Linked DNA regions of Homo sapiens: region 2 is linked to region 1. Evidence: chromatin loops called from intact Hi-C (ENCODE). Cell type or tissue: A673. All regions are shown on one strand. Each heading gives the region's core, and the rest is flanking DNA. Links, peaks and the distances in the headings are about the cores only.

The links. A loop is a pair of places that touch in the nucleus more often than their neighbours do. Peaks named below come from ENCODE experiments on the same cell type or tissue, not always from the same donor. Only the 100,000 strongest peaks of a DNase experiment are listed, where the experiment ranks them.
Region 2: a loop joins it to region 1, with 6 times the contacts of the local background. A loop is called at or near these places in 2 of 110 quality-filtered maps.

Annotation. Positions count from the first base shown.
Region 1 is chr1:6,398,248-6,413,621 of GRCh38, forward strand. No RefSeq gene overlaps it. Among named protein-coding and RNA genes, the nearest start is that of ACOT7, 12 kb to the left of the region's middle. In A673, for the core only: a CTCF peak has its summit at 6,599 (motif pointing left); a DNase peak (open chromatin) is centred at 6,574.
Region 2 is chr1:6,102,198-6,117,571 of GRCh38, forward strand. CHD5 (chromodomain helicase DNA binding protein 5) reads right to left here. Exons shown (of 42, transcript NM_015557.3): 34 at 10,712-10,801; 35 at 9,943-10,080; 36 at 9,578-9,686; 37 at 8,197-8,329; 38 at 7,598-7,793; 39 at 4,419-4,582; 40 at 4,198-4,312; 41 at 4,037-4,090; 42 at 1-3,230. The coding sequence ends at 4,083. Among named protein-coding and RNA genes, the nearest start is that of KCNAB2, 64 kb to the left of the region's middle. RefSeq lists enhancers at 1-433, 303-472, 434-933 and a silencer at 6,759-6,858. In A673, for the core only: a CTCF peak has its summit at 6,828 (motif pointing right); a DNase peak (open chromatin) is centred at 6,864.

The DNA of each region.
Region 1 (15,374 bases), core at 2,633-10,632:
CCTGGGCTCACATGATCCTCCCACATCAGCCTCCTGAGTAGCTGAGACCACAGGCACACACCACCATGCCCGGCTATTTTTTGTATTTCTTTATAGAGTCTGGTCAGGCTGGTCTCGAACTCCTGGGCTCAAGCGATCCACCCATCCTGGCCTCCCAAACCAAAGTGCTGGGATTACAGGCATGAGCCACCATGCCTGGCTGTCTCATCACTCTAAATTTATTGTTATTTTTATTTTTTTGAGACAAAGTCTCGCTCTGCTGCCCAGGCTGGAGTGCAGTGGCGCGATCTCGGCTCACTGCAACCTCTGCCACCCGGGTTCAAGAGATTGTCGTGCTCCAGCCTCCAGAGTAGCTGGAATTACAGGCCCCCACCACCACACTCAGCTAATTTTTTTATTTTTAGTAGAGACAGGGTTTCACCATGTTGGCCAGGCTGGTCTTGAACTCGCGATCTCAGGTGATCTGTCCGCCTTGGCCTCCCAAAGTCCTGGGATTACAGGCATGAGCCACTGCACCCAGCCTGTCTCATCACTTTAAGTCCCATCTGTATAATACATATCTCTGGCCAGCTCAGAGCTCTCCCCTAAATTCCAGATCCATGTATCCCTTGTCTGCACCAAATCTCACTTTGGTTGCATGGCAGGTACCCGACACTCACCTTGTCCTGATGCCCCTCAGAAATGGCCATCCCAGGAAATTGCAGTCCCGTCCCTCCAGTTGGTCAAGCCAAGACCCAAGGAGTCACCCGTGACTCTCTCTCTCCCTCACACCCCTCATCCAAACCATCAGCACATCCTGCAAGCTCTGCCTTCACAATGAATCTGGGATCTGAACAGTCCTCACTGTGGCATTCAGGGTTCTGCCCCACAGCCACATCCACGCTTCTGACCTCATGAGCTCTCTCCCCTGGCTCACTTAGCTCCAGCCACCCTGAGCTCCCGGACAGTCTTCGAATGTGCCGGACATATCTCAGAGGCTTCACGCTTGCTCCTTCCTCTGCCTGGGCCACCCTTTACTCAGGCAAACATCACCTTCTAAATAAGGCCTTCCCCAGCCATTCTCTATTAGGCCCATTGCAGTCCCCCCACTCTTCTCCAGTACTCCCAGTTTTCCTCCCTGGTTTATTTTTCTCGTTAGCACCTAACACCATTTAATACGTATTGCACCCATATGTTTATTGCCTCTCCCCCAACTAGAAGGTATAGAGCAGGAATTTTTTACTGTTTTATTCACTGCTGTATCCCAAGCTCCAAGAAGAGTGCCTAGCACATAGTAGGTACTCAATAAATATTTTATGAATGACTTCATAGAGATAATTATTATATCAACAGCAGATATTAATTCATTATATTTAGCTTATACTCTTTAAAAATATTGACAAACTGTCACTTTAAACAATCTTTAAATATTTTAAACTATCTTTAAATATATGGTTTAGGCCGGGCGCAGTGGCTCATGCCTGTAATCCCAGCACTTTGGGAGGCCGAGGTGGGCAGATCACAAGGTCAGGAGATCAAGACCATACTGGCTAACACGGTGAAACCCCATCTCTACTAAAAATACAAAAAATTAGCCGGGCGTGATGGCGGGCGCCTGTAGTCCCAGCTACTCAGGAGGCTGAGGCAGGAGAATGGCTTGAACCTGGGAGGCGGAGCTTACGGTAAGCCGAGATCCCACCACTGCACTCCAGCCTGGGCCGCAGAGCAAGACTTTGTCTCAAAAAAAAAAAAAGAAAAAATATGTATATATCTATATATGGTTTAAATAGGGCTGGGCGTGGTGGCTCACGCCTGTAATCCCAGTACTTTAAGAGGCCGAGGCAGGCAGATCACGAGGTCAGGAGTTCAAGATCATCCTGGCCAAGATGGTGAAACCCCATCTCTACTAAAAATACAAAAATTAGCTGGGCACGGCAGCGCGCACCTGTAGTCCCAGCTACTCGGGAGGCTGAGGCAGGAGAATCACTTGAACCCAGAGGGCGGAGGCTGCAGTGACTCAAGGTCGCGCCACTGCACTCCAGCCTGGGCATGAAGTGAGACCCCATCTCAAAAAAAAGACTCACTGCTGCCTGTACCTCACTGGCTTCAGCGGTCCTCCCACCTCGGCATCTCAAGTAGCTGAAACCCCAGGCACACGCCACTGGCTGTTTTTCTATTTTTTGTAGAAATGGGGTTCTCACCATGTTGCCCAGGCTGGTCTTGAACTCCTGGGCTCAAGCAGTCTCCCCACTTTGGCCTCCCAGAACGCTGGGATTTCAGGTGTGAGCCACCATGCCTGGCCAGGAATCATAATATTGAGGAAAAGGAGGAAGATATAAAAGAATCCCTGGCCGGGCACGGTGGCTCACGCCTGTAATCCCAGCACTTTGGCGGGCCAAGGTGGGCAGATCACGAGGTCAGGAATTCAAGACCAGTCTGGCTAACATAGTGAAACCCCGTCTCTACTAAAAATACAAAAAATTAGCTGGGCGTGGTGGTGGGCACCTGTAGTCCCAGCTACTCGGGAGGCTGAGGCAGGAGAATGGCATGAACCTGGGAGGCGGAGCTTGCAGTGAGCCGAGATCCCGCCATTGCACTCCAGCCTGGGCAACAGAGCGAGACTCCGTCTCAGAAAAAAAAAAAAAAAAAAAGACCGATCTGGCCAACAAGATGAAACCCCTTCTCGGCCGGGCGCGGTGGCTCATGCCTGTGAGCTTGCAGTGAGCCAAGATCATGCCACTGTACTCCAGCCTGGGCGACTGAGTGAGACTCCGTCTCAAAAAAAAAAAAAAACCCTTCTCTACTCGGGAGACTGAGGCAGGAGAATCGCTTGAACCCAGGAGGCAGAGGTTGCAGTGAGCCAAGATCACGCCTTTGCACTCCAGCCCAGTTGACAATGCAAGACTCCGTCTCAAAAACAACAACAACAAAAAAAAAAAAAAACAAAAGAAAAAAACCAACGAATACCTATAGTATCATGCCACACACGCAATGATCTAAAACTCTGTTAGGAGAACATAAGTAGGTGGTAAAGCTATAAAGAACAAGGAAATTATTATCACAAAACTCAGGATAGCGGGTACCTCTCAACGGAAGCGAGAGGATTGCGCTGGGGGATCACCTGGGGGTCGGGAGTGTTCATGTTTTCTTGACCTGGGGAATAGTGTACATGCTTACAATAAATGTTTTACATTGTGCATATGTTTTATGCATTTTTATGTTTATGTTCCAATTTTTTTAAATTAATGGGAATATCTGGGATGTGAGGTTGTGGACAATTTTCTTTCTTTAAATTTTTTTTTTTTTTTTGAAACAGAGTCTCACTCTGTTGCCCAGGCTGTCGCTGGCACAATCTCAGCTCACTGCAAACCTCCGCCTCCTGGGTTCAAGGGATTCTCCTGCCTCAGCCTCCCGAGTAGCTGGAACTACAGGCATGTGCCACCACACCCGGCTAATTTTTTGTATTTTTAGTAAAGACAGCATTTCACCGTGTGAGCCAGGATGGTCTCCATCTCCTGACCTTGTGTTCCGCCTGCCTTGACCTCCCAAAGTGCTGGGATTACATGCGTAAGCCACCAAGGCCGGCCTCTTTCTTTATATTTTTAAGGAAGTAGTGAGCCTGCCTCGTGGTTAAGGGTGTGGACCATCCAGTCAAAATTCTGTATCATAGCTTTACTTCCTACCCAGGCAGGTCACCTACCCACTCACTGGGCAGGTTGCTTCATCAGTAATGTGATCATAGTGCTGTGAGAACTGAACAAGTAAGGGAAGACATGCAATTAAGCATTCTAAAATATTAACTATTAGTGTATTTGACTCCATTAAACATAATAAATGTCAGTTTTTGAACTGAAGATTTATATAACTCAGAGCTCTAAAATAGAAGAGGACCAGGCTCAGTGGCTGACTCCTGGAATCCCAGCACTTTGGGAGGCCAAGGCAGGAGGATCACTTGAGGCCAGGGGTTCAAGACCAGCCTGGGCAACATACAGAGACCCCACCTCCACAAAAAATTAAAAAATTAGCCGAGTGTGCAGTGACTCACGCCTGTAATCCCAGTACTTTGGGAGGCTGAGGCAGGTGGATCACGAGGTCAGGAGATTGAGACCATCCTGGCTAACACAGTGAAACCCCGCCTCTACTAAAAATACAAAAAAAAAAAAAAAATTAGCCGGGCGTGGTGGCGGGCACCTGTAGTCCTAGCTACTCGGGAGGCTGAGGCTAGAGAATGGCATGAACCAGGGAGGCAGAGCTTGCAGTGAGCCGAGATCACACCATTGCACTCCAGCCTGGGCGACAGAGCGAGACTCCGTCTGAAAAAAAAGAAAAAAAATTAGCCGGTTGTGGTGGCACACACCTGCAGTCCCAGCTACTCTGGAGGCTGAGGTGGGAGGATTGATTGAACCCAGGAAGCAGAAATTGCAGTGAGCCAAGATCACACCAATGCACTCCAGCCTGGGTAACAGAGCGAGACTCCGTCTCAAAAAAAAAAAAAAAAGAAAAAAAGAAAGGTGTGTGGAACAGGGCCTGGCATAGAGGAAGGGCTGTGTACAGCTTTGTGAATCAGCTTGAGAAGCCAAGCAGCCCTGGGGTCCTGGGGGCTGCAGGAATGGATGCGTTTGACCAGATGGGAGGGATTCAGATCACCTTGGCCCAAGGAGAAGACCCTAACTGGTTCAAGCTGGGATTCACACAAGAGGAGGACACTGCAGGATTCTCCAGGGTCTGCCATCACAGCCTCCCAGGAATCATACAGGATGCAGCCGGAGAGCCGCTCTGTTCACACAGCCACTGTGTTTCTTTCATGTTAATGAATTTAGCTCTTGTGTTTATCCTCTGCAGAGATGATAGACACTTCATGATTATTCCTCTTGTCCATGGAATTGAATAGACAAGACCCTAAGTCTGTTGCCAGCAGGAAATGTGAGTAAATGCTGAAGCATACACATAGTCTTCTGTTCCCAAAGGGCCGACACATCTAAAAGACAAACAGAAGAGGCTACTTAGAGGGGCACGATGGCTCTCCTCTGTAATCCCAGCACTTGGGGAGGCTGAGGCAGGTGGATCACTTGAGCCTAGGAGTTCCAGACCAGCCTGGGCAACATGGCAAAACCCCGTCTCAAAAAAAAAAAAAAATTAGCCGGGCATGGTGGTGTGCACCTGTGGTACCAGCTACATGGGAGGCTGAGGCGGGAGGATCTCCTGAGCCTGGGGAGATCATCTGGACATCAGAGTAAGACCATCTCAAAAAAAAAAAAAAAAAAGGAACAGCCTCTCCTCCTAACTGAACCTTTTTTTTTTTTGAGACGGAATTTTGCTCTTGTGGCCTAGGCTGGAGTGCAATGGTGCCATCTCAGCTCACCACAGACTCCGCCTCTCGGGTTCAAGAGATTCTCCTGCCTCAGCCTCCCAAGCAGCTGGGATTACAGGCATGCCATGTGCCACCATGCCTGGCTAATTTTCTATTTTTAGTAGAGACAGGGTTTCTCCATGTTGGTCAGGCTGGTCTCGAACTCCTGACCTCAGGTGATCCACCCACCTCGGCCTCCCAAAGTGCTGGGATTACAGGGGTGAGCCACCGCACCCGGCCTTTTTTTTTTTTTCTTTGAGACAATGTCTTGCTCTGTCCCCCAGGCTGGAGTACAGTGGCATGATCACAGCTCACTGCAGCCTCAACCTCCTGGACTAAAGAGGTTCTCCCACCTGAGCCTCCTGAGTAGCTGGGACTACAGGTGTGCACCACCAACCATGGCCAGCTAATTCTTTTGATTTTTATAGAGACGGGGTCTCAGTATGTTTCCCAGGCTGGTCTCGAAGTCCTGGACTCAAGTGATCCTCCTGCCTTGGCCTCCCGAAGTGCTGGGATTACAGGCATGAGTCACTGTGCCTGGCCTAACCTGATCTTTAAAGTCAAGTGCTCTGACCCCAGAATGAACCACTCCAAAGAGACCTAAAACTCATAAACGACCCATTTGAAAGCGGGACCCATAATCCAAGAGGGAAGGTCAAAAATAAATGGGTCATTTCCCGGAGAAGAAAAACACCTCTATGTTTGGAGTAGACATACATTCATTTCCCAAAAGCAGCATTTGGAGATCATCTCTTTAAGTAGGTCAAACTTTATAACTAGAATTATAGCCGTGCCCCGGTGCCTGCAAATTAACGGGGTTAGTGGGAGGAGATCTAAGTGACATGACCTGGCCGGGCGCGGTGGCTCACGCCTGTAATCACAGCACTTTGGGAGGCCGAGGCGGGCGGATCACGAGGTCAGGAGATCGAGACCATCTTGGCTAACACGGTGAAACCCCGTCTCTACTAATAATACAAAAAAATTAGCCGGGCGTGGTGGCAGGCCCCTGTAGTCCCAGCTACTGGGGAGGCTGAGGCAGGAGAATGGCGTGAACCCGGGAGGCGGAGCTTGCAGTGAGCCGAGATCGCGCCACTGCACTCCAGCCTGGGCGACAGAGCGAGACTCCGTCTCAAATAAATAAATAAATAAATAAATAAATAAATAAATAAATAAATAAATAAAAGTGACATGACCTGTGAAATTCTCCGCGTTGCTTCCCGTAAGCCGCAAGGCGCTCCGTCTCTCGGTCTGTGGCCCTCTGGCTCCACCTAGGGGCCGAGCAAATTCCCAAGCGCTGGGTCCCGCGCCCCACCCGGGATCCCACCTGGGCGTCATCTCTTGGGGCGGTCTTGCTACAAATCACAATAAACGTTCCCCCACTCAAATTTTTAACAAGAACTCCGTGATTATGACAAAAGACACACAGTCAAGGGTAATTCTATTTTTCCTCATGATAATAAAAAGCTGAGGTATAATTGTATGTTTCTCAAGGGCCTTAAAGAAAAACGATGTTGGTTTTATGCATCAAGTAATTGCTGTGTGAAGAGCTAAAGGGCCCTCATGTGCAGGAGATAATCAGCGGGAGCTCTGCACCAGTGTGACTGTGGCCAACACACTGGAGGCGACTGCTCCCAGCCCGCAGCCCCACCCAGCAGAGGCCGGAGCCCAAGACGGTGCCCGAGTCGCTTCCTCACCGTTGGTGAGCAGGCTCCCAGAGAAAGAACTGCCTTCCAACCAAACGCCCACCAGATGAGGGAGATTTGGGCGAAACGGCCACACATTCATCTTGACACCTAGGATCACTCAGAGAGCAGAACTACCTTCTGTCCTCAGCAGGACAATAACTCAAGTTAGATTCAGCATCAGCGGGAATGACCTGGAGGGGCTTCCTAACTGGTGATGAGGCGGCTAACTAGTTGAGTAAAAATGTTATAAACCAAAGGGTCCGGAGTCTTACAGTCCAAACCCACCTCCATGCACCTCCTAGCTGTGTGGCCTTAGGTAAGTTCCTTGGCCCCTCTGCACTTCAGTTTTCTCATCTGAAAATGGGGCAATAATAGTATCTACCTTGTCAAGTTTGTATAAAGATTAGGTGAGTTACCAGGCACACATCAGAGCAGGGCCTGGTGCAGAGGGAGAGCCTGGTAGATAGCACCATTATACCTAATTCATAGTGAGCATTCTCAAGGGCCAAACAGGCATTTATTGAGCATCTTATATATACCAGGCCCTGTGCTGGGCGCTAGTATCTTACCTATGATACCACATGGTACAGAAACCATCTGGGTATTCATAAAGGGCAGTTGCAGAAAAAATGCACAAATCGTAATTGTACGGCTTAATGCATGATCATAAAGGAATGCACCCATTAACCCGTCCCCAGATCAAGGAAGACATCACCAGCACCCCAGAAGTGCTTCTCTTGCTTTCTGCCAAATATGGGGACCTCTTCTCCCTAAAGGGAATAACCATCCACAACATCAGTGCTGTAGTGGGTAGCAGGAATTTGTGCATGCTTGTTGCTGTATAATGTTGCATTGCATGAATAATGAATATAAGGATCTTTGCATTTCTTTTTTTTTTTTTTTTTTTTTTTTGAGATGGAGTCTCACTATGTCGCCCAGGCTGGAATGCAGTGGCGCAATCTCAGCTCACTGCAAGCTCCGCCTCCTGAGTTCACGTCATTCTTCTGCCTTAGCCTCCTGAGGAGCTGGGACTACAGGCACCCGCCATCATGCCCAGCTAATTTTTTGTACTTTTTGTAGAGATGGGGTTTCACCATGTTAGCTAGGATGGTCTCGATCTCCTGACCTCGTGATCCACCCTCAGCCTCCCAAAGTGCTGGGCTTACAGGCATGAGCCACTGCACCTGGCCTGCACTTCTTTCTTTTCTTTTTTGGAGACAGAGTCTCACTCAGTGGCCCAGGCTGGAGTGCAGTGGCACAATCTTGGCTCACTGCAACCTCCACCTCCCAGGTTCAAATGATTCTCCTGCCTCAGCCTCCCGAGTAGCTGGGATTACAGGCACCCGCAATCATGCCTGGCTAATTTTTGTATTTTTTGTATTTTGTTGTTGAACATGGGGTTTCACCATGTTGGCCAGGGTGGTCTCGAACCCCTGACCTCAAGTGATCTGCTTGCCTCAACCTCCCAAAGTGCTGGGTTACAGGCATGAGCCACCATACCCTGCCAAATTATGATTCATTTAATGTCTGTGGCATCTATAGTGACTCCCCTCTTTCATCCCCAATATTAATAACTTGCAACATTTCTTTTTTCTTTAGTAGTCAAGCTTAGTTTATCAATTTTATTGATGATTTAAATAAATCAGCTTTTGGTTTCAAGTATTTCATCTATTTTCTGTTTTCTAGATTTCTGTTCTTTTTATTTCCTTCCTTTGACACATTTTGGATTTAATTGGCTCATCTTTTTCTAGCTTCTTAAGCTGGAAGTTTAGATAATTGCTTTTTTTATTTTCATTTTTTTGAGACAGAGTCTCACTCTGTCACCCAGGCTGGAGTGCAGTGGGGCAATCTCAGCTCACCGCAACCTCTGCTTCCTGGGTTCAAGTGATTCTCCTGCCTCAGCCTCCTGAGTAACTTGGATTACAGGGGTTTCGTCATGTTGTCCAAGTTGGTCTCGAACTCCTGACCTCAAGTGATCTGCCCACCTTGCCCTCCCAAAGTGCTGGGGTTACAGACATGAGCCACCATGCCTGGCCAGATAATTGCTTTTCTTTTCTTTTGTTTTGTTTTATTTGTTTGTTTGTTTGTTTTGAGACAGTCTCGCTCTGTCACCCAGGCTGGAGTGCATTGGTGCAATCACCTGGCCAATAATCGCTTTTAGATGTTACTTTTCTCTTTTCTTTTTTCTTTTTTTTTTTTTGAGACGGAGTTTCGCTCTTGTTGCCCAGGCTGGAGTGCAATGACACGATCTTGGCTCACCACAACGTCTGCCTCCTGGGTTCAAGTAAGTCTCCTGCCTCAGCCTCCCAAGTAGCTGGGATTAGAGGCATGTGCCACCACGCCTGGCTAATTTCGTATTTTTAGTAGAGACGGGTTTCTCCATGTTGGTCAGGCTGGTCTGGAATTCCCAACCTCAGGTGATCCGCCCGCCTTGGCCTCCCAAAGTGCTAGGATTACAGGCGTGAGCCAATGCACCCTAGGTGTTACTTTTCTAGCATAATCCTTTAAAACTCTGAATGTACCCGCAGGCCAGCATGGTGGCTCACGCCTGTAATCCTAGCATTTTGGGAGGCCGAGACGGGCGGATTGCCTGAGCTCAGGAGTTCGAGACCAGCCTGGGCAACATGGTGAAACCCTGTCTCTACTAAAATGCAAAAAATTAGCTGGGCGTAGCGGCATGCACCTGTAGTCCCAGCTACTCTGGAGGCTGAGGCAGGACAATCACTTGAACCTGGGAGGCGGAAGTTGCAGTGAGCCGAGATCGTGCCACTGCACTCCAGCCTGGGTAACAGAGTGAGACTCTATCTCCAAAAAAAAAAAAAAACTCTAAATGTACCCACAAGCATTGTTTTAGCTATATCTCATAAATCTTGCTATGTTGTTGTATTTTCATTTCCATTTAGTTCTTAACATTCTCGAGTTTACCTTGTGATTTCATCTTTGACTCATTAGTTATTTATAAGTCATTGTTAATTTCGGGCCAGGCAGGGTGGCTCATGCCTGTAATCCCAGCACTCTGGGAGGCTGAGGAGGGCAGATTGCTTGAGGTCATGAGTTCGAGACCAGCCAGACCAACATGGCGAAACCCCCATCTCTACTAAAAATACAAAATTAGCCGAGTGTGGTGGTGCACACCTGTAATCCCAGACACTCTGGAGGCTGAGGCAGGAGAATCGCTTGAACCCAGGAGGCAGAAGTTGCAGTGAGCCAAGATGGTGCCATTGCACTCCATCCTGGGCAACAAGAGCGAAACTTTGTCTCAAAAAAAAAAAAAAATTGTTTAATTTCCAAGAATCTGAGGAGTTTCTGGCTCTCTCTCCCTTTTTTCTCTCTTTCTTTTCTTTCTTTTTTTTTTTTTTTTTTTTTGATGGAGTTTTGTTCTTGTTGCCCAGCTTGGAGTGCAGTGGTGCGATCTCGGCTCACTGCAACCTCCACCTCCTGGGTTAAAGCAATTCTTTTGCCTCAGCCTCCAGAGTAGCTGGGATAGCAGGCATGTGCCATCACACCCAGCTAATTTTTTTTAATGTATTTATTTTTAAATGTATTTATTTATTATTTTTTATTTTTTTGAGACAGAGTTTCACTCTTGTCACCCAGGCTGGAGTGCAATGGCGTGATCTTGGCTCACTGCAACCTCTGCCTACTGGGTTCAAGCAATTCTCCTGCCTCAACCTCCCGTGCAGCTGGGATTCCAGGCACCTGCTACCATGCCCGGCTAATTTCTGTATTTTTTAGTAGAAACCCAGTTTCACCATGTTGAAATTTTTGTATTTTTAGTAGAAACCCAGTTTCGCCAGACTGGTCTCAAATTCCTGACCTCAAGTGATCCACCCGCTGAGGCTTCCCAAAGTGTTGGGATTACGGCCATGCCCCGCCAGTTTCTGGCTATCTTTCTGTTGTTGGTTTTTAATTTAATATTGTGTGGTCAAAGAACATACACTGTATAATTTCAGTTCCTGTAAGTCTATTGAGACTTCTTTTATGGCCCAGCAGATGGCCTACCTTTGGTGACTGTTCTACAAGCCCTTCAGAATGTGAATAGAATAGCTGATGTTGGGTGTAAGATTCAAGAATGGTCAATTAGACTGAGTTTATTGATAAGGTTGTTCAAGTCTTCTATACCTTTACTGGCTTTCTCTATACCTGTTTTATCAATTACTCTGAGAAGAGTGTTGAAATCCCCAACTATAATTGTGAATTTGAGTATTTCTTTCAGTTACCAGTTTTTACTTCTTATATTTTGAAGCCCTGTTACTAAGTGCATACACAGTTGGATTTTTTTTTTTTTTTTTTTGAGAAGGGACCTTGCCCAGGCTGGAGGGCAGTGGCTTGATCGTGGCTCACTGCAGCCCCAACTTCCTGGGCTCAAGCCATCCTGTCACCTTAGCCTTCTGAGTAGCTGGGACCATAGGTGTGTGGCACCACGCCCAGTTAACTTTTTTATTTTTTGTAGAAATAGGGTTTCGCCATGTTGCCCAGGCTGGTCTCAAACTCTTGGGCTGAAGTGATCCTCTTGGCTCAGCCTCTCAAAGTGCTGGGATTACAGGCAACTGCCACCTGCCTGGCCCACATTTGGAATTTTTAAAATTGTAATGTATCCAACACAAAGAAAGGACAGGTGTCAAAATATCAATAAAAAATATATTCATTCCTATAATCCCAACACTTTGGGAGGCTGAGGATTGTTTGAGGCCAGATGTTCAAGGCCAGCCTGGCCAGCATAGTGAGACCCTGTCTCCACAAATTTTTTTTTTTTTTTTTTTTTTTTTTTTTTGTGATGGAGTCTCGCTCTGTCGCCCGGGCTGGAGTGCAGTGGTGCGATCTCAGTTCACTGCAAGCTCTGCTTCCCGGGTCCACGCCATTCTCCTGCCTCAGCCTCCTGAGTAGCTGGGACTACAGGCGCCCGCCACCATGCCCGGCTAGTTTTTTGTATTTTTAGTAGAGACGGGGTTTCACCATGTTAGCCAGGATGGTCTCCATCTCCTGACCTCGTGATCCACCCGCCTCGGCTACCCAAAGTACTGGGATTACAGGCGTGAGCCACTGCGCCCGGCCAAAATTTTTTTAAAAAGTTTTCCCAGCATGGTGGCACGTACCTGTAGTCCTAGCTATTTGGGAGGGAGAGGCAGGAGAGTCCCTTGAGCCCAGGAGCTGGAGATTACAGTGAGCTGTGATTGCATCACTGCACTCCAGCCTGGCTGACACAACCAGACCCTGTTTCTAAAATAAGTAAATAAACACACAGACAAACACACACACACACATTTCCAAATAGCCAGAAGAGAAGAATTGTAATGTTCCCAACACAAAGAAACGGCAGGTATCAAAATATCCATAAAAATATATTTCAAAATAGAAATGTCTTTATCTTCTTGATGAAATGACCCTTTTATCATTATGCTTGTTTGTTTTTTGTTTTTGAGATGGAGTCTCGCTCTGTCACCCAGGCTGGAATGTAGTGGCGCAATCTTGCCTCACTGCAACCTGTGCCTCATGGGTACAAGCGATTCTCCTGCCTCAGTGTCCCAAGTAGCTGGGATTACAGGCGCAAGTCACTGTACCCGGCTAATTTTTTTTTTGTACTTTTAGTAGAGACAGGTTTCACCTTGTTGGCCAGGCTGGTCTCAAACTCCTGACCTCAAGTGATCCGCCTGCCTCAGCTTCCCAAAGTTCTGGGATTACAGGCACGAGCCACCACGCATGGCCCCCTGCAGCTTTGAAGTCCCGGGCTGGAGTGGCCAGCAAGGGCACTCTATGGACTGGACAATTAAAGTGGACAAAGGATGGTCAGGAGACTGTGGCAATGGCCCAAATAAAAAGTAATGATCCTCCCATACCTGAAACAGTTTTCAGACCGGGAAGGAAGGCTGGGTCCCCAGGAGAAGGACCCAGCAAAATACACAGGAATGACTTACCTGGCTATCCCCAAAGAAGCCTACAGCATTTATCGGGTTATTGTACCATAGGGAGGGTGGAATACACACCCATTTCTAGGACCATTGGACATAGTGTTGAAGCTCACATTGATCCTGAGATCCAAGGTCATCATCTGTCCCTCTCAGAGTGGTGACATGGTGGTGGCCAGATTGAAAGGAATCCTGGCCTTGTCTGGCTTGCAATGGGTCCACTGGGCGAGTGGCCACTGTGGCCATTTCTCTGGTCCTCGAATGTGTAATTGGAATATAGAGACTTGACACTTGGCACAGCCCCCACATTAACTCTTTGGCCTGTGGTGAGAGCTATCACAGAGGGGAAGGTCACGTATAAATTCAACACTGCTCCCTGCCCCCAAGACAGTAAATCAGAGCAATCTGGAATCCCAGAGGATGCCAAAAATGGATGTCACTCCTAAAGACGTAAAGGTTCCATCACATCTTCATTGCATTAGTTAGTTTAGATCCTACAAAAACCACATGGACCCTAAAGGACTAGAGCAAACTCAGCCAAGTAGTAGCCCCATTGCAGATATAGTGTCTTTTGGGGTTTGGTTTTTTATTTTGATAGTAAAATACACATAACATAAAATTAACCATCTTGGTCGGGCATGGTACCTCAGACCTGTAATCCCAGCACTTTGGGAGGCTGAGGTGGGTGGATCACCTGAGGTCAGGAGTTTGAGACCAGCCTGGCCAATATGGTGAAACCCCAACTCTAATAAAAATACAAAAATTAGCCGGGTGTGATAGTGGGTGCCTGTAATCCCAGCTACTCAGGAGGCTGAGGCAGGAGAATCTCTTGAACCCAGGAGGTGGAGGTTGCAGTGAGTGGAGATCATGCCATTGTACTCCAGCCTGGGTGACAAGAGCGAAATTCCATCTCAAAAGATAAAAAATAAAATTAACCATCTTAACCTTTATTTTTTTGAGATAGGGTCTTGCTCTGTGGTCCAGGCTGGAGTGCAGTGGTGTCATTATGGCTCACTGCAGCCTTGATTTACCAGGCTCAAGCAATCCTCCCACCTCAGCCACCTGAGTAGCTGGGACTATAGGCACACGCCACCATGCCTGGCTAATTTTTTTGATTTTTAGTAAAGATGAGGTCTCACTGTGTTGCATAGGCTAGTCTCAAACTCCTGGGCTCAAGCAATCCTCCTGTCTTGTCCTCCCAAAGTGCTGGGATTACAGGTGTGAGCTACCACGTCTGGCCATCTTAACCATTTTTTTTTTTTTTTTTTTTTTGAGACGGAGTCTCGCTCTGTCGCCCAGCCTGGAGTGCAGTGGCGTGATCTCGGCTCACTGCAAGCTCCACCTCCCAGGTTCATGCCATTCTCCTGCCTCAGCCTCCCGAGTAGCTGGGACCACAGGTGCCCGCCCCCACGCCCGGCTAATTTTTTGTATTTATAGTAGAGATGGGGTTTCACCGTGTTAGCCAAGATGGTCTCGATCTCCTGACCTCGTGATCTGCCCGCCTCGGCCTCCCAAAGTGCTGGGATTACAGGCGTGAGCCACCGCGCCCGGCCCATCTTAACCATATTTAAGCATCATGCACATTCACATTGCGGTGTAGCCATCAGCAGCATCCATCTCCAGAGCTCTTTTCCTCTTGCAAAACTGAATCTCTGTACCCATGAAGCACCAACTCCCCATTCTTCCCACCCCCCAGCCCCTGCCAACCACCATTCTTAGATGTGATATCTTTGTTAGAGCAGATTAACTTGCTCTCAGGTGTATGGTCTGCGGCCATTGACTCAAGCACAGGGAATGAGAACTTCTGGAAGTGGGCCTGGACATCTGAATTGCACAGGCTTCCCAGATAGGTACGAAGGAACAAGAAACAAAACAAACATTACCGCAAATGAAACACTGTGTAAATATGTGGATTACATCCTGTAAGTACGAAGAGAATGGAAGGCATTTATCTTGTTATTGTCACTGGGGCAGATCCGGAGTCAGCTCTGGGCGGAGATGGATTTACCCTGGAGCTGCTGAAGCTTAAGCTGGGGGCTGCTCAGGAGCCTGGATGTAGAGTAGGAAGCAGTTCTGAGCATGGAGGGGAAGCCAGGTGTGCCAGCCAGAAGCATCCTATGAAAAGAGAGGCCAAAAGGATGAGATGTGAATCTCCAAGCACCACTAGTTAATATGACTTATTTTCATTCTGAATATTCATTTTCATACTTAGAAGTCTATATTCGTAATTTTAGATTAGTTCTCCTACAAAGGGCCTCAAAATTTAGTTCCTACAATACCTGGATCTGCCTCTGATTTTTTTTTGTGTGTGAGACAGAGTCTCACTCTGTTGCCCAGGCGGGAGTGTAGTGGCGTGATCTTGGCTCACTGCAACCTCTACCTCTGGGTTCAAGCGATTCTCCTGCCTCAGCCTCCCAAATAGCTGGGACTACAGACACCCACCACCATGTCCAG
Region 2 (15,374 bases), core at 3,645-11,644, 300 kb before region 1:
CACACACCCAACGGGCCCTTTCTGGGTTATCGCACCTAAAAAAATACTTTGTTTAAAAAAAAAATCTGAAAATTAAAGAAAAAAAAAACACAACGCCAGTGAGTTTGGGCTGATGCACCACAACCTGTAAACTTTCAGACACAGAAAACAGGACAGGAACCAGCTGCCGAGGCCGAGGCGGGCCTTGCACAGAAGAGACTTGGGGGAGGGGCCGAGGCCAGGTCACCAAGACGGTGAGGGCAGAGGGGCGTGCCAGCCTCGGCCCCCACCCACGCCCTGTCCCCTGCCCACAGACCCTGACGCACACTGGAGGCTCCAAGTGACCGACACTTGACCAAGTCCATCTGGCTTCTGGCTCCCATGTACCCGAGCCCACTCTCCACTCCACCTCCTTGGGCCTCAAGTGTCCTGGGATGACAGGAGTGAGGGCTGCAGGTGTCACCGGGCCAAGGCTTGGTCAGCTCCTGACCTCGGCAGGGGAGCACCCGGGGGACTCTGGGAAGGCAGCCCCCAAAAGCAGGAGGACTTCAATCATAGGGGGCAGGGAAAGTCCAGCCTGCCCCTGGGGGAAGCCAAGTTTGCAAAAAACGCAGGAGCTTCGGAAGGTGGCTTTCACGGGGGACGCTGCTTCTGCCTCAGGCGTGTATGAGAGGGCCCTGCAGACGTGCTCACTCCACCCCGAGTCACCTGAGCCCATGGGGCAATGCCTTCCAAGACCTTGGCTCAAACATGGCTCTGCAGAAGCCCTACTCAGCACTGGCTTAAAGTGGCTGGAAATTTCCAATCGCAGACTGGCACTTTGGGCTCGCGTTCATGCCCGAGGACCCTGATTCTACCAGCAGCAAAAACCAAACCCAGCCCAAAGACGCCAAACATACGGACACCACCATCACCACTTTTGGCAGAGATGACTGACAAACCAAGAAGGACATTCTCAGATCTTTTCTCCTCTCCCAAACTGGTCAGCCCCAAACCCGCTCTGACTCTAGTAGCCCACCCCTCCCGGGCCCCGGGGTGCTGGCCACGGACAGCACCACCCCTTCTGGACCAGGCAGTGCAGGGGGCCCAGGCCCAAAGGAGCCCTGGCCAGGCTTTCCTGGGTGCCCGAGTCTAACCAGGCAGAGGAGAAGGGAGCCCTGGCGAGGCCTGGGAGGGAAGCAGAGAGGAAGGGACAGAGCAAGCCTGCCTGAGAGGAAGGCGCACAGGGGAGGGACCATCAGCCCTTGGGGTGGAGACACAGACCCCTGCCCTGACCGCCACAGGCCTCCAGTCCTGCTGCTCGGGACCTATCTGCTGTGGGCCAAGGAAGGTGGGCACTGCTCCCAACGAGGGCCAACCCCAGTGCTTGCCACTGCTTGTTTGGGGACGAGGGCACGGGAGTGAGCTTCTGACCCGAGCCAGGACCCTTTGCCAGGAGGCACCGCAGAGCACACAACACGCATGTGGATGAACCATAACATGTGAGCCCGCTGACAATCATCTCCACTCCAGGGTGCTCCCCACTACGCCCACGTGCAGTGTCAGGGTCGGGCTGGCCTTGCAGACCTGGATCCAGACTGGAGTGTGGGAATGCGCCAAGAGGAAGGACTTGTAGGTCCCGCCCTCCGGGGTTCAGAGACAGCCTCATTATGAGTGAGGCATATAGGGCTTAGGGAGGGCCAGGCAATCGCTCCAGTGTCTGCAACACAAGCTGGTGAATCCTGACCCAGCCCTGGCCCCCTCAGTCCCAGGCAGGCCCTCTCCAAGGAGCTGAGCCCCAGCCCGTGTGCACCTCCACCCCAGGCCCAGCTGGGTTTTTCACGCAGCCCTTTCCTAACATTCCCAGGATTCTGCACCCCAAGGCACCTTCCCTGGGAAGGTCCCAGTACAAGACTCAGAAACGCCTTCCAGGTCGACCTGGGGCCAGGAGAAGGATCACACACAAACAGGCCTAGGGAGGGCCTGACCTGCTCCCCATCTCCGTCCCCAACTTGGAGGGGCAGGGTCCGGGGGAGTGGGTGGGATTCCAACAACCCACATGTGGGAAGATGGTTTTGGGATGTCAGGGCGCTCCTGGCAGGAAACAAGGCAGCAAGCCCTTGGTGCTGCGGCTGGGAGGGGTCTGCAGAGGGCACTGGGTCCAGTCCCCCTCCAGGCAGAACTCTCCCCACGCCTTCCAAGAGTGCAGCCTCAGGCAAAAAGCCCCCGGGAAGGCCTTTCCAGGGACAGGGGAATGGGACAAGTCCAGGCCCCCAGGGGCAGCCCGGTTCCACCTCCGGAGGTGGGCAGGGTAGGCATCCCAGGGCACAGGGCAGGGCCAGGGTCTCCTGGGCCAGCTCAGGGCCCATGACCCTCCTTGCTGGGGCGCAGCTATCACTGCCCTTAACCACACCTCTGGCAGAAGGCAAACCCAACGCAGCAGTGGCTCCGAGGCAAGTGCTGCCCCCCCCCCAGCCCACCCTCCCTGGGATCATACGCTTCTGCCTGCTGTGAAGAGCCGGGGCCACAGGCCCCCCACTGGTAACAGAGTCCAGGGCCTTCAAGATGCGCTGGGCCGGGGACAGACACCTGCTGGCAGAGGATCCACCTCCCCACAAGGAGAGAGCAAACACCTGGCGGCCTCCAGCCTTGGCAGGAAGGAGGGGAAATGTCAGCCAGGGTCTCACCATAGGGCTGGACAGCGGCTCCCCAAACCTGCCCTGTCTGGTGCTGGGAGGCTCCAAGCGGGCAGGGGGCCAAATCAGAAGGGGCTGTCACACAGGTGCAGACAGGTCAGGTAGGGGACACTGAGGGCTCCTAGGGCACCGGGCGCCATGTCCTCCCCAGCTGGGCTGAGTCCACAGGGCAGTGCCAGGACTACCTTGGGTCTGGAACCCATCGGTAAAGAGACATCAGTGCTGCAGGTTCGAATCTTCCATACGTCATCCAACTTTTATCAAGACAAACGTGTTCAAGTCTTCAATAGGAAAGTGCAAAAGATGTACAAATAAATGAAATCTCTTCTAAGAAGTCGTCTGGAAAAGGTGGCGAGGGGGCACGTCCGGCGTGGTTGTGGGGGCAACGCTGTGTGGAAGAACACTTGAATTATGATGAGGTGGCACTTCTGGGCTCTGGCCCAGCTGAGCTGGGCCTCGTCCTCCATGTGATGGCATTACTAGGTTTCCCTTTTTGTCCCAAGGTGGCGCTGGCTCCTAAAAAGGTGGCAGCTTTTCTCTCCCATGTGGGTCGGGCAGGTGGCCCGGCAGGCGTGGCTGCAAAACGCAAATCAGTGGGTTAAGCAGGTGGGCAGTTATAGGGGGCATCAGGGTGGCACCCAACAGCCTGTAGCTGCTTCTCCACCTATCACAACCAACTATGATCGGGGTGCCCCCCAGCCATGACCTCCCAGCCACAGGCTGCCGGGCCAGGCCATGAGCTACACCCAGAGTGCCGAGAGCACCCAGGAAGCAGCAGTGGGCAGGGGCAGCCAGCCAGGAAGCCCCTCTGGAGCCTCCTCCAGCAAGACACGGTTCCCACAGGGACAGACACAGCGTAGTGGAGGCTGGTGGCCCCAGAGAAGACCAGAATGAACTGGCAGTTTCTCTGAAATAAGCCCCCTCTCCTGGCCAATAGCCCCCACAAAACCCTCAGCCACCCTCCTGGTCCTGGGCAGGAAGTGAGGGTGTAAGACAAGATGTGATGTCTGCCACCAGCAGGACAGCAGGGGCAGGACAGGGCTCCAGGCGGGGGCAGCAGTCTCTGACTTCCGCTGGGAACATGTGTGCAAATGAGAACACATGTGCACACACAGGAGCTCACCCAAGTCCACCGACCCCTTCATGTCCTGCCACCCCAGCCTCCCAGTGGACAGACACGCTGGCCACAAGGTGGTCCCAGGGCCAAGGGGGCAAGGTAGAGGGGCTCCAGGCAGGTGGGTGGCTCTCAAAGCCGCCGGAGGCAGTAAAAGCTCCAGGACTTAGGGACGGGAGTCAAGTGCAGGGGCAGGGCTGACTGTGGCCAGGCCTGGTTTGCCAGCAATGGGGTGGCGGGGAGGAACACAGCACCCAGCAGCCCTCACCTCAGCTGGAAATGAGCGCTGCAACACAGGGAAGTCTCGAGGACGGCTAGATATCTGTCAAAAAAAGAGGAGAGCCGGGCTTGCCTGACGTTGGCAGCAGCAGGCAGGCCGGGCCCGGCGGGCACCCGTGTGCATGCTGCCCGGAGCGGACGGGCACCTACCGGTCACATAGGGCCCCAGGGGCATCTGGTTGTAGTTGACAATCCCTCCCGGTCCAGGGCCCCGGAAGTTGGGCCCAAAGTTGTTGCTGTACATCTGGGAGGAGCCGAAAGCGCCCTGGAGGCAAGGACTCAGCTTCACAGGTGGTCTCAGGCCCCCCACCCAGCCTCCACCCAGGGGCACGCCAGGGGGCTCGGGCCGGGGCACACAGGCCGAGCCTGACCTGCTGGATGGTGGGGTCCCCGGCGCGGTTGGTCAGGCGGCTCAGGATGCTGCGCTCCGACATCTGCAGCCGGGCGGCCACCGGGGGGATGCGGGACAGCATGGATGGCAGCCGGGTCACGTCGGCCTTCATGTCGCTCAGCAGCTCCTCCAGCTGGTTCAGGACTGTGGTGGGAGGCGGAGGGATGGTAGGATGCAGGGATGGAGGGGTGGAGGGATGGAGGAGTGGAAGGATGGAGGGATGGAGGGGTGGAGGGGTGGAGGGGTGGAGCAGTGGAAGGATGGAGGGATGGAAGGATGGAGGGATGGAGGGGTGGAGGGGTGGAGGGATGGAGGAGAGGAGGGGTGGAGGGGTGGAAGGATGGAGGGGTGGAAGGATGGAGGGATGATGGAGGGATGATGGAGGGATAATGGAGGGAAGATGGAGGGATGGAGGAATGATGGAGCGATGGAAGGATGATGGAGGGGTGGAAGGACGGACGAATGGAGGGGTGGAAGGACGGAGGGATGGAGGGATAATGTAGGGATAATGGAGCGAAGATGGAGGGATGGAGGGAAGGTGGAGGGATGGGGGAAGATGGAGGGATGGAGGGATGATGGAGGGATGGAGGGATGATGGAGGGATGGAGGGATAATGAAGGGATGATGGAGAGATGGAGGGATGATGGTGGGATGGCGGAGTGGAGAGATGGAGGGATGATGAAAGGATGATGGTTGGATGTTGGAGGGATGGAGGGATAATGAAGGAATGATGGAGAGATGGAGGGATGATGGAGGAATGGAGGGGTGGAGAAATGGAGGGATGGAGGGATGATGGAGGAATGAAGGGATGAGGGAGGGATAATGGAGGGATGGAGGGATGATGAAGGGATGATGGATAGATGGAGGGACGATGGAGGGATGGAGCGGTGGAGAGATGGAGGGATGGAGGGATAATGAAGGGATGATGGAGAGATAAAGGGATGTAGGGATGATGAAGGGATGATGGATAGATAAAGGGATATAGGGATGAAGCGATGATGGAGGGATGAAGGGATGATGGAAAAATGAAGGGATGATGGAGGGATAATATAGGGATGGAGGGATGATGGAGAGATGGAGGGATGATGGAGGGATGAGGGATGATGGATGATGGAGAGATGGAGGGATGATGGAGGGATGGAGGGATGATGGAAGAATGAAGGGATGATGGAGGAATAATGGAGGGATGGAGGGATGATGAAGGATAATGGAGAGATGGAGGGATGGAGGGATGATGGAGGGATGGAGGGGTGGAAGGATGGAGAGATGGAGGGATAATGGAAGATGGAAGGATGGAAGGAAGGTGGAGGGACGGGATGATGGAGGGATGGAAGGATGGAGGGATGATGGAGAGATGGGGGATGGAGGGATGAAGGGACGGTGGAGGGATGGGTGATGGAGGGGTGAAGGGATGGAGGGATGGAGGGATGGAGGGATGATGGAGAGATGGAGGGATGATGGAGGGATGGTGGAGACATGGAGGCATAGAGGGATGATGGAGGGATGGAGGAATGATGGAGGGGTGGAAAGATGGAGGGATGATGGAGGGTTGGAGGGGTGGAGAGATGGAGGGATGATGGAGAGATGGACGGGTGGAAGGATGGAGGGATGGAGAGATGACGGAAGGATGATAGAGGGATGGAGTGATGATGGAGAGATGATAGAGGGAAGATGGAGAGACGGAGGGATGAAGGGATGAAGGTATGATGAAGGGATAATGGAGGGATGGAGGAATGGAAGGACGAAGGGATGATGGAGGGATGGACGGGTAGAGAGATGGAGAGATGGAAGGATGGAGAGATGATGGAGAGATGGGGGATGGGGGTGGAAGGATGGAGGGAGAATGGAAGGATGATGGAGGGATGAAGCAATGATGGAGATGATGAAGGGATGACGGAGAGATGGAAGGATGAAGGGATGGAGGTATGATGAAGGGATAATGGAGGGATGGAGGGGTGGAAGGATGGAGGGATGAAGGATGACAGAGGGATGAGGGATGGAGTGGAAGGACAGAGGCATGGAGGGATAATGGAAGGATGGAAGGATGGAGGGGTGGAAGGATGGAGGAATGGAGGGATGATGAAGGGAAGGAGGGATGATGGAGAGACAGAGGGATGGAGGGTTGGAGGCATGGAAGAATTATGGAGGGATGGAAGGATGGAGGTGTGGAAGGATGGAGGGATAAGGGATGAGGGATTGAGGGGTGAAAGAATAGAGGGATGGAGGGGTGGAAGGACGGAGGCATGGAGGGATGATGGAGGGGTGGAAGGATGGAGGCATGGAGGGATGGAGGGATGAAGGGCTGTGCCAGGGGAGGTAGCCCGAGAGCTGGGGCTTATTTGCAAGGGTGTATGACTGCACTTGCCCAGAACCGGGCACCAGGGGGTGCCCTGCACCAGGCCCTCCCAAGCTGCAGGCAGCACTGCCAAGTGGGGACACAGCAGGAGCTTCCAAAGAACTCCTCCCAGGAGCCCCTCTGGGCTGGGCAAGGGCCCACGGGCTGCAGACGAGCCAGCCAGAAGCGCTGCCTGACGCTGGGCTTCCCTCCTAAGAGTTCTCAGGGAGACCTGCAGCCCCAGGCCCTACTGGGCACAGGATCAGAGTACACCAGGGAGGGCTGCAGGGCACAGGGAGGGGTCCAGCAACTCTCACCACAGGGCCACCCCTCCCCCAACCAGCCGGGAGCCCCGAGGGCAGAAGTGTGCCCTGTGACCACAGGCAGAGATGTGCAGCCAGCACCAAAGCTCTGAATCCTGGGAGATCTTGGGCAAACTACTTCCCTTCCCACACGGGGCCAAGGAGAAGGCTCCAGGCTGATGGGTATTGCCCGGGCTAAAGACACAGTGCATTTAAGTCACGCTGTCAGGACTCAGAAGCCTTTACAGTTTCGTGGTTTTCTGTGTCACTAGCCCGGGCCGGGGCCCGCACAGAGCAGGCTTGAGAAACAGGCTGGAGAAGCAAGCAGCCTCAGTTTCCCTGCAGGGGAGATAAGGGGTCTGATGACAGGACTGTTCCATCTTGGCCCAGAAGTCCACCGCCCTCTGGGCTGACATCTGTCCCCAGCCCCTACCCCATCAGTGCCCTCATCTACAGCCAAGAGCGCTCGCTGGGCAGGAGGAAGGGCGGGGGGCTGCACCGTGGGGGGCAGGACTTGCTCACCCTTGTGCAGGACGGCATTGGCAGGCTTGTTCCCAGCAAGGGACTCCTTGGACAGGTGCTGGTGGCTCTCGGCGAGGCACTCCACTTCAGCCAGGCGGGCGTTGAGGGCCATGGCGGGGTGGTTGGGGTCCTGCGTCATGTTCAGGTACGCGGCCCTCCGGAGCTGCTCCTCAATGACCAACGCCTGCTCCAGCAGCTGGGGGCGGGGCGCAGCGTCGGCCCGGCCCCTCCCGCTGAATGGCTACCCTCCGTGCTCCACCAGCGCCCACCCCAGGCCAAGGCTCCCGGCAGAAAGGAGGGAAAGAGGACGTACTGCCATCTGCTGCCCACCCTGGCCTGGTGGTGGCCAACCCTTGGAGCTGTCACCAAGCTGGGTTCTCTGTACCCCAACACCCCAAGGCGGCAGATACTTCCCAGTGGGGCCAGGGCCAGAGCAAGGATCCACCACTGTTAGTTGATGGACATACTGCTGCTTCGTGGCAGCGTGACCCAGGTACACGGGGAGGGGTTGCTGCTCTCTAATTCCTTTGCCTTTGCGAGGGTCCTCCTGACACCGTCCCTCCCTGCCCCGTGCAGCCCTGGCCCTTCAGAAGACAGACCTTAAACCTGCGGGCCAGGAACTTGTTCTTCATCTCCAGGTAGTTGCCCTTGTGGACCTCAGACTTGAAGGGCTCGTTGAGGATCATGTACCGTGGGTCATTCTGGATGTCCTGCCAGCGGGCGTAGCCGTGCCTGGGTGGGGCACCATTAAGGGCAAACCTGGCCGTTAGAAGTGGTGGGGCCGTAGGGGGAGGCAGCTCAGGGAGGGGGAGGGGCCAGCCCGGGGGTCGGCATTCTGGCTGTACGCTCTCAGGCAAGTCCTTAAGCCCAGCTGCACGAGGAACATATTGATGACACAACAGTGACAGTATCAGCAGACACTGACAGGTGCCCTGGGTGCACCAGACACAGCCCCGGGGCTTCAGAGGGTTAACTCTTCACCCCAACAACCTGGGGTGCATACGTTTAAGTCTTGCCCCCAGTGCCTGTGAATGGGAACCTTTTTCGGAAATAGAGTATTTGCAGATGTAATGAAGTTAAGAAAGGGTCATGCTGGACTAGGGTGGGCCCTAAACTCAATGACTGGGATGCTTGTAAGAAGAGGAAAATTTGGGGCCAGGCATGGTGGCTCGCGCCTGTAATCCCAGCATTTTGGGAGGCCAAGGTGGGCAGATCACTTGAGGCCAGGAGCTCGAGACCAGCCTGGCCAACAAGGCGAAACCCCGTCTCTACTAAAATTACAAAAACTAGCTGGGAGTGGTGGTGCATGCCTGTAGTCCCAGCTACTCAGGAGGCTGAGGCAGAAGAATCACTTGAACCCAGGAGGCAGAGGTTGCAGTGAGCTGAGATCGCACCACTGCACTTCAGCCTAGGCCACAGAGCGAGACTCCATCTCAAAAAAAAAAGAAAAAGAAAAAGGCCGGGTGTGGTGGCTGACGCCTGTAATCTCAGCACTTTGGGAGGCCAAGGTGGGTGGATCACTTGAGGTCAGGAGTTCGAGACCAGCCTAGCCAACATGGTGAAACCCCGTCTCTACTAAAAATACAAAAATTAGCCAGGTGTGGTGGGGCACACCTGTAATCCCAGCTACTCAGGAGGCTGAGGCAGGAGAATCGCTTGAACCCGGGAGGCAGCAGTTGCAGTGAGCCGAGATCAAGCTGCTACACTCCAGCCTGGGTGACAGAGTGAAACTCTATCTCAAAAAAAAAAAAAAAAAGAGAGAGCAATGTGGACCCAGACAGAGACACATAAGGAAGAAGCCGGGATGACAGCGGCGGGGAGCGGGCGACACAGCAATGCCGAGGATTTCTAGCCACCGCCAGAAGTGAGGAAGATTGAGGAAGAACGAGGAAGGCTTCCCCCGGAGCTCTCAGAGGGCTCTCCCCGAGGTCCACGGAGGAACGGGCAAGTCCCTGCCCAGCCCGGCCTGGCCAAGGATACGTCACGATGCCCGCCAGCAGCCAGTAGTCATGGCGCCGGTGCCAGATGTCGTAGATTTTCCCAGAGGATACAGCAGCCCGCTCCTCGTTCTGCCACAGCGTGTGCAACTCTGGGAAACAAGCCAAGGTGAGCAGGGTGAGAAGTGCCCCAGCTCTCACGCACAGGCAGGCTTGGAGAGCCGCTCCCTCCCTACTTGCCACTGCCTCCACCCCCAGAGGTCCAGTGTTCCAGGGTGGCTAAGAAAGGTTATACGATGGACTTCCATCAACCAGTCACACTCTAGTATAAAGTTAACCACTGGTCTAGACTCCTGGGACCCACAGTCAGGAAGCCTCAGCTCTCTGCCCAACCCCCAACCCCAATACCCGTGAAGCCCCCGTCCGCGATGTTGAACATGAACTTGAATTTCCCCTTCTTGTCCTCCTTCTTCCCCTCGTCATCTTCCTCTTTGTCACCATTTTGCTGTGTTTCAATGGGCTCCTTCTCCTCAGCCTTGGTGTCATCTGCCGGGGACAGATCACATTCATTCATCCATCCATCCAAAAAGCAGTGCCCAGCGGCCTCTCTCTGCCAAGCACGGGGGACCCAGGAGGCAAGTAGAAAACATCCTCTTGTCCTCAGGGGACTCGCTGCCCAGAAGGGTCTTAAACAAGCCAACGGCCTCTCTCTCTGTCCTGGGCAGGGAGGCTTAGCTCCAGGTCCTAGTGCTCCTCCCCGACCACATCAGGACCACCCAGGAGTAGGACAGGAGAGCGCTGTGAAAAGTACAGTTCAAGTTCAAAGACAGAGCTGCCTGAGGGGGCTGATCTGAGGACAACTGTTCCAGAACATTCCAGGGCCTAGAGGTATGCAAAGCTTCCAGCTGAGCCCCAAATCCCCCAGGCCAGGCTCTATGACCAGCTCTCCTCTCTCTTAGCGGCAAGGGCACAGCAGGGCTCAGGAGAGAGTAGGGGAGAGGCTGTCCCCGGCATTGGCTGTGAGGGGCTGGTGAATCCAGGCTCCCACCTGCCAGCTCCAATCAGGCCTGGGGCCAAGGGGACGGCGCCTGGGAGACTGTGGGAGGCTGAACAGGGTCCAGAGGGCACCCTCAAGGGACCATGGGGCACAGGTAGAGAACACAGAAGAGCCCCAGACCTGGCCTGAGTTCGGAACTGTCCCCTCTGCTGTGGATCAAGCTCAGCTCCAGCTTGTCCAGGATCTTCTCCTTCTCAGGAAGCACCTCCTCTGCAAGAAAAAGAGGGTTCGCGGCATGGGGTGGGGTCCCAGAAAACACAGAGGACTCTGGGCTCGTGGCTTTCCACCCATGGAACCCTATCCATCAATATGTTCCGCAGAGTCCAACAGGTGCCACCAAAAAGAGCTCTCCTCGGCCAGGTGCAGTGGCCCATGCTGTAATCCCAGTATTTTGGGAGGCCGAGGCAGGAGGATCACTTCAGACCAGGAGTTCAAGACCAGCCTGGCAACATAGTGAAATCTCATCTCTACAAAAAATACAACAACTTAGCTGGGCTTGGCGCCATGCGCCTGTGGTCCCACCTGTTCAGGAAGCTGAGGTGGGAGGGTCGCTTGAGCCGAGGAGATAAAGGCTCCCATGAGCCGAGATGGCGCCACTGCACTCCAGCCTGAGTGACAGAGCAAGACGCTGTTTCAAAAAAAAACAGCACACAGAAGATGAGTTCCCAAGAAGAGAAGGAAATCACCGGGTGCCAGGAAGGAAGGGGAAACTGAAGGTGAGGAAGCAGGAGCTGGTGTCCAGGGGCCCCAGGTTGGGGTGATGAGACACCAGGAAGAAGCCTGGAGAGCTTGGAACTTGGAGCTGTGTCTCAGCACCCAGGCAGGACAGGGGAGGCCTCAAGCCCAAAAGATGCAGAGAACTGGAATGATGCCAACACGGTCCAACACCGTGGTCTCTGAAGGAAAGTTCTCACCACTGGCCACGGGAGTGAGATGGCCTGTCTCCACCACAGGATCAAGGAAAAGAAGGTCTCCAGTGAGGAACCCACACCCAACGCCTTGTCCTCGTGGGTGTGGGATATGAACTGGACCACCCAAGGCAGAGACAGCATCATAAAGCTGCTCCCAGAGGGACACCGCCCATGAAACCTCCCGGCCTGAGCCTCCAGAAACAAAAGGGGAGGGATGCTCCCACTCCCCAGAGGACACGGAGCTCCTGCAGATAAAAACCACAATCCAGGCCGGGCGCGGTGGCTCACGCCTGTAATCCTAGCACTTTGGGAGGCCGAGGCCGGAGGATCACAAGGTCAGGAGTTCGAGACCAGCCTGACCAATATGGTGAAACCCCGTCTCTACCAAAAATATTTTTTAAAAATTAGCCAGGTGTGGTGGCACGTGCCTGTAATCCTAGCTACTCGGGAGGTTGAGGCAGGAGAATCGCTTGAACCCGGGAGGCAGAGGTTGCAGTGAGCCGAGATCACGCCACTGCACTCCAGCCTGGGTGACAGAGTGAGACTCCGTCTCAAAAAAAAAAAAAATCACAATTCCTGATGAGGATGCACCCAATCTAAACCCAGAAAACAATGATCCCCCACCAGCCGACGCACAGGAAGCAGACAAGCGCCTGGGGCTAACAGGACAATGTCAGAGACTCTCAAACAGAGGTGTCCAATCTTTCGGCTTCCCTGGGCCACACTGGAAGAAGAACCGTCTTGGGCCACACATAAAATACACTAAACACTGATGACAGCTGATGAGCTTATATATATATACACATAAACACACACACACACATTTTTTTGTGATATATATATATATCACAAAAAAAATCTCATAATGTTTTAAGAAAGTTTATGAATTCGTGTTGGGCCACATTCAAAGCCATCCTGGGCCACATTTGTCCCACGGACCACACAGGTTGAAAAAGCTTGCTCTAAAATAAATATGTCTAGGGTGACCAAAGACAGAGAAAAAAGAAAAAGAAGGAAGAGAATCCACAGGGAAAGAATAAGACTCCCTCAAAACTAGAAAAAAAACATAAAATTTCTAGAAATGTGGGTGGATCACTTGAGGTCAGGAGTTTGAGACCAGCCTGACCAACATGGTGAAATCCTGTCTCTACTAAAAATACAAAAATTAGGCAGGTGTGGTGGCAGGCACCTGTAATCCCAGCTACTCAGGAGGCTGAGGCAGGAGAATCACTTGAACCCGGGAAGCAGAGGCTACAGTGAGCCGAGATTGCACCACTGCACTCCAGCCTGGGCGACAGAGCGAGACTCCATCTCAAAAAAAAAAAAGGGGGGGGCAGGCGCGGTGGCTCACGCCTGTAATCCCAGCACTTTGGGAGGCCGAGGCGGGCAGATCACGAGATCAGGAGATCGAGACCATCCTGGCTAACACAGTGAAACCCTGTCTCTACTAAAAATACAAAAAATTAGCCAGACTTCGTTAGCCGGGCGTGGTGGCGGGTGCCTGTAGTCCCAGCTACTTGGGAGGCTGAGGTGGGAGAGAGACTCTGTCTCAAAAAAAAAAAAAAGAAAGGAAACACACAATCATTAACATTTTAATTGCAGAATTTAATTGCAGAATTCCAACATGGGCTCCAAGACTTCCGGCCCTTGGTGTCCACGCCCTGCAAGATCCCCTGGAAGGTGAAGAGGACAAACTCGACTCCCCAGAGCAGGTTCCGTTTTGCGGCACGGGTGACCTTAAAACAGGGAGATGACCTGAGTAGGCCTAACCTGACCACACGAGCCCTTTTCTCTGGCTGGTCACAGAAAAGGAAGTCAAGGATGCGAAGCACGGGAGGGTTTCTGTTCACCACTGCTGGCTTGAAGACACACGAGGCTACATGGCAGGAATGTGGTGGCTTCCAGGTGCTGAAAACGGACCCAGCTGACAGCCAGCAAGGAAATGGGACCTCAGTCCTCCAGCCTCAAGGAACTGAATTCTGCCAACAACAAGGAGTGAGCATGGATGTGGACTTTTCCCCAGGGCCTCCAGATGAGAACTCAACCCACTCGATACTTTGATGTCCTGAACCTTGTGATATCCTGAGCAGAACACCCAGCTACACCACGCCAGGCATCAGACCCACACAACTGTGAGCTCATGGTGAGTGCTGTTTTAAGCCACTAAGTTTGCAGTAATTTGTGACACAGCCATGCAAAATAATACAACTGGGAAGGTTTTAAAAAACAGCTGTGCAAAGAAAATATACATGGAAGCTGGATCTGAAGATTACTCAAAAAGCCTGGCAGAGAAATAGATAACAAAAAAGAAGCAAAAGATATGAAAACTTATCAGCCCCCATCTTTTGCTAACCTTGTACTCTGCTTTCTTCTTTAGAGCATTTGGAGTCTGTGGTTGAACAACACGTATTTCTGTTTATTGTGGATTGCCTGTGTTCCCCAGTGGAATACAAACTCCACGGAATGAAGCTTTCAGCTGTTTTGGTTCATTGCTTGTGTCCTCAGTGCCTGGGACAGCATCTGACACTCAGCAGGCTCAAAATATATATATATATGCATGTGTGTATATATATGTTTGTTGGATGAATGAACCAATCAATGAGTAATAGGAATTCCAGAAGGACAAAATAAACATAATGAGGGCAAAGAAAATATTCAAAGAGAGAATGACTGAGAATTTTCCCACAATTGATGCAGGACATAAATATTCAGCTTTAAGAATCACAGTGAGTCACACACAAGATAAACAAAAACTTCACTCTAAAAACAAAACAAAAAATACCCTCCATTGTAGTGAAGCTACATATCACCAAAGACAAAGAGAATGTCTTCAAAGCAGTCTTTCAATGTGAGAAAAGATAGAAATGACAAACTTCCTAGACAGGAGCAGCAATTACACCAACAGCAGCCTTCTCAGCTTCTCAGCAGCCTTCTCAGCATAATGAATGCCAAATAAAAAAAGGAAGAATATCTGCAAAGTGCTGAGGGAAGATCCCTATCCCATCTTCAATTGTACTAACTATTCAAGAGTAAAAGAAAAATAACAATGAGAGAATTTACCATTCCCAAAAAAATTGCTGAAAGCACCATTAAAGGTGTACTTTAGGAAGGACTTTGAATGAAGCAATGATGAACAAATAGGCAAACACAAACTGGTAAGAATGTGAGAAGATCTAAAAAAGGATTAAAAATTTAGAAATAAGCATAACAACAAATTTGGGAAAGTAAAAACAAACTGAAACTAAAATACTGGGCAACAGCATCGTGGCAGATGAAAGGGAAGTGAGTTAGAGCTAAAGCTATCTAAAGTCCTCATATTACTCAGGGGTATACATGTTAAAAATGTTAAGAGTACAGAATGAAATTGACTATAAACCTTCCAAATGAGTTGAGGGGGAAAAGAGGAGATATAAAGAAAATTTGATCAATCCAAGAGATGGCAGGAAAAGAGAAAAAAGGAGAAAAGAGAAGGGTAATATATAAAGTACAAAATAAGATAACAGAATTCCATCCACATATCTAGTTATTACAACAAATGTAAAGAGATTAAACTTGCCAGCTAAAAGATAGGGACCCTATAATTAGATTTTAAATGATGAATCCCCTATACACCGTCTACAAAAGATAGACCTAAAACATTACAAAGAGATTAAAAGTGAAGAAATGAAAGAAAATATTTGTAAATCATATATCTGATGAGGAACATGCATCTATATAAAGAACTCATACAAGCCAGGCACAGTGGTACACGCCTGTGATCCTAGCTACTCAAAAGTCTAATACTAGAGAATTACTTGGGCCCAGGACTTCAAAGCCCTCCTGGACAACATAGTAAGGCCCTGTCTCTAAAAGTATTGATTAATTAATTTAAA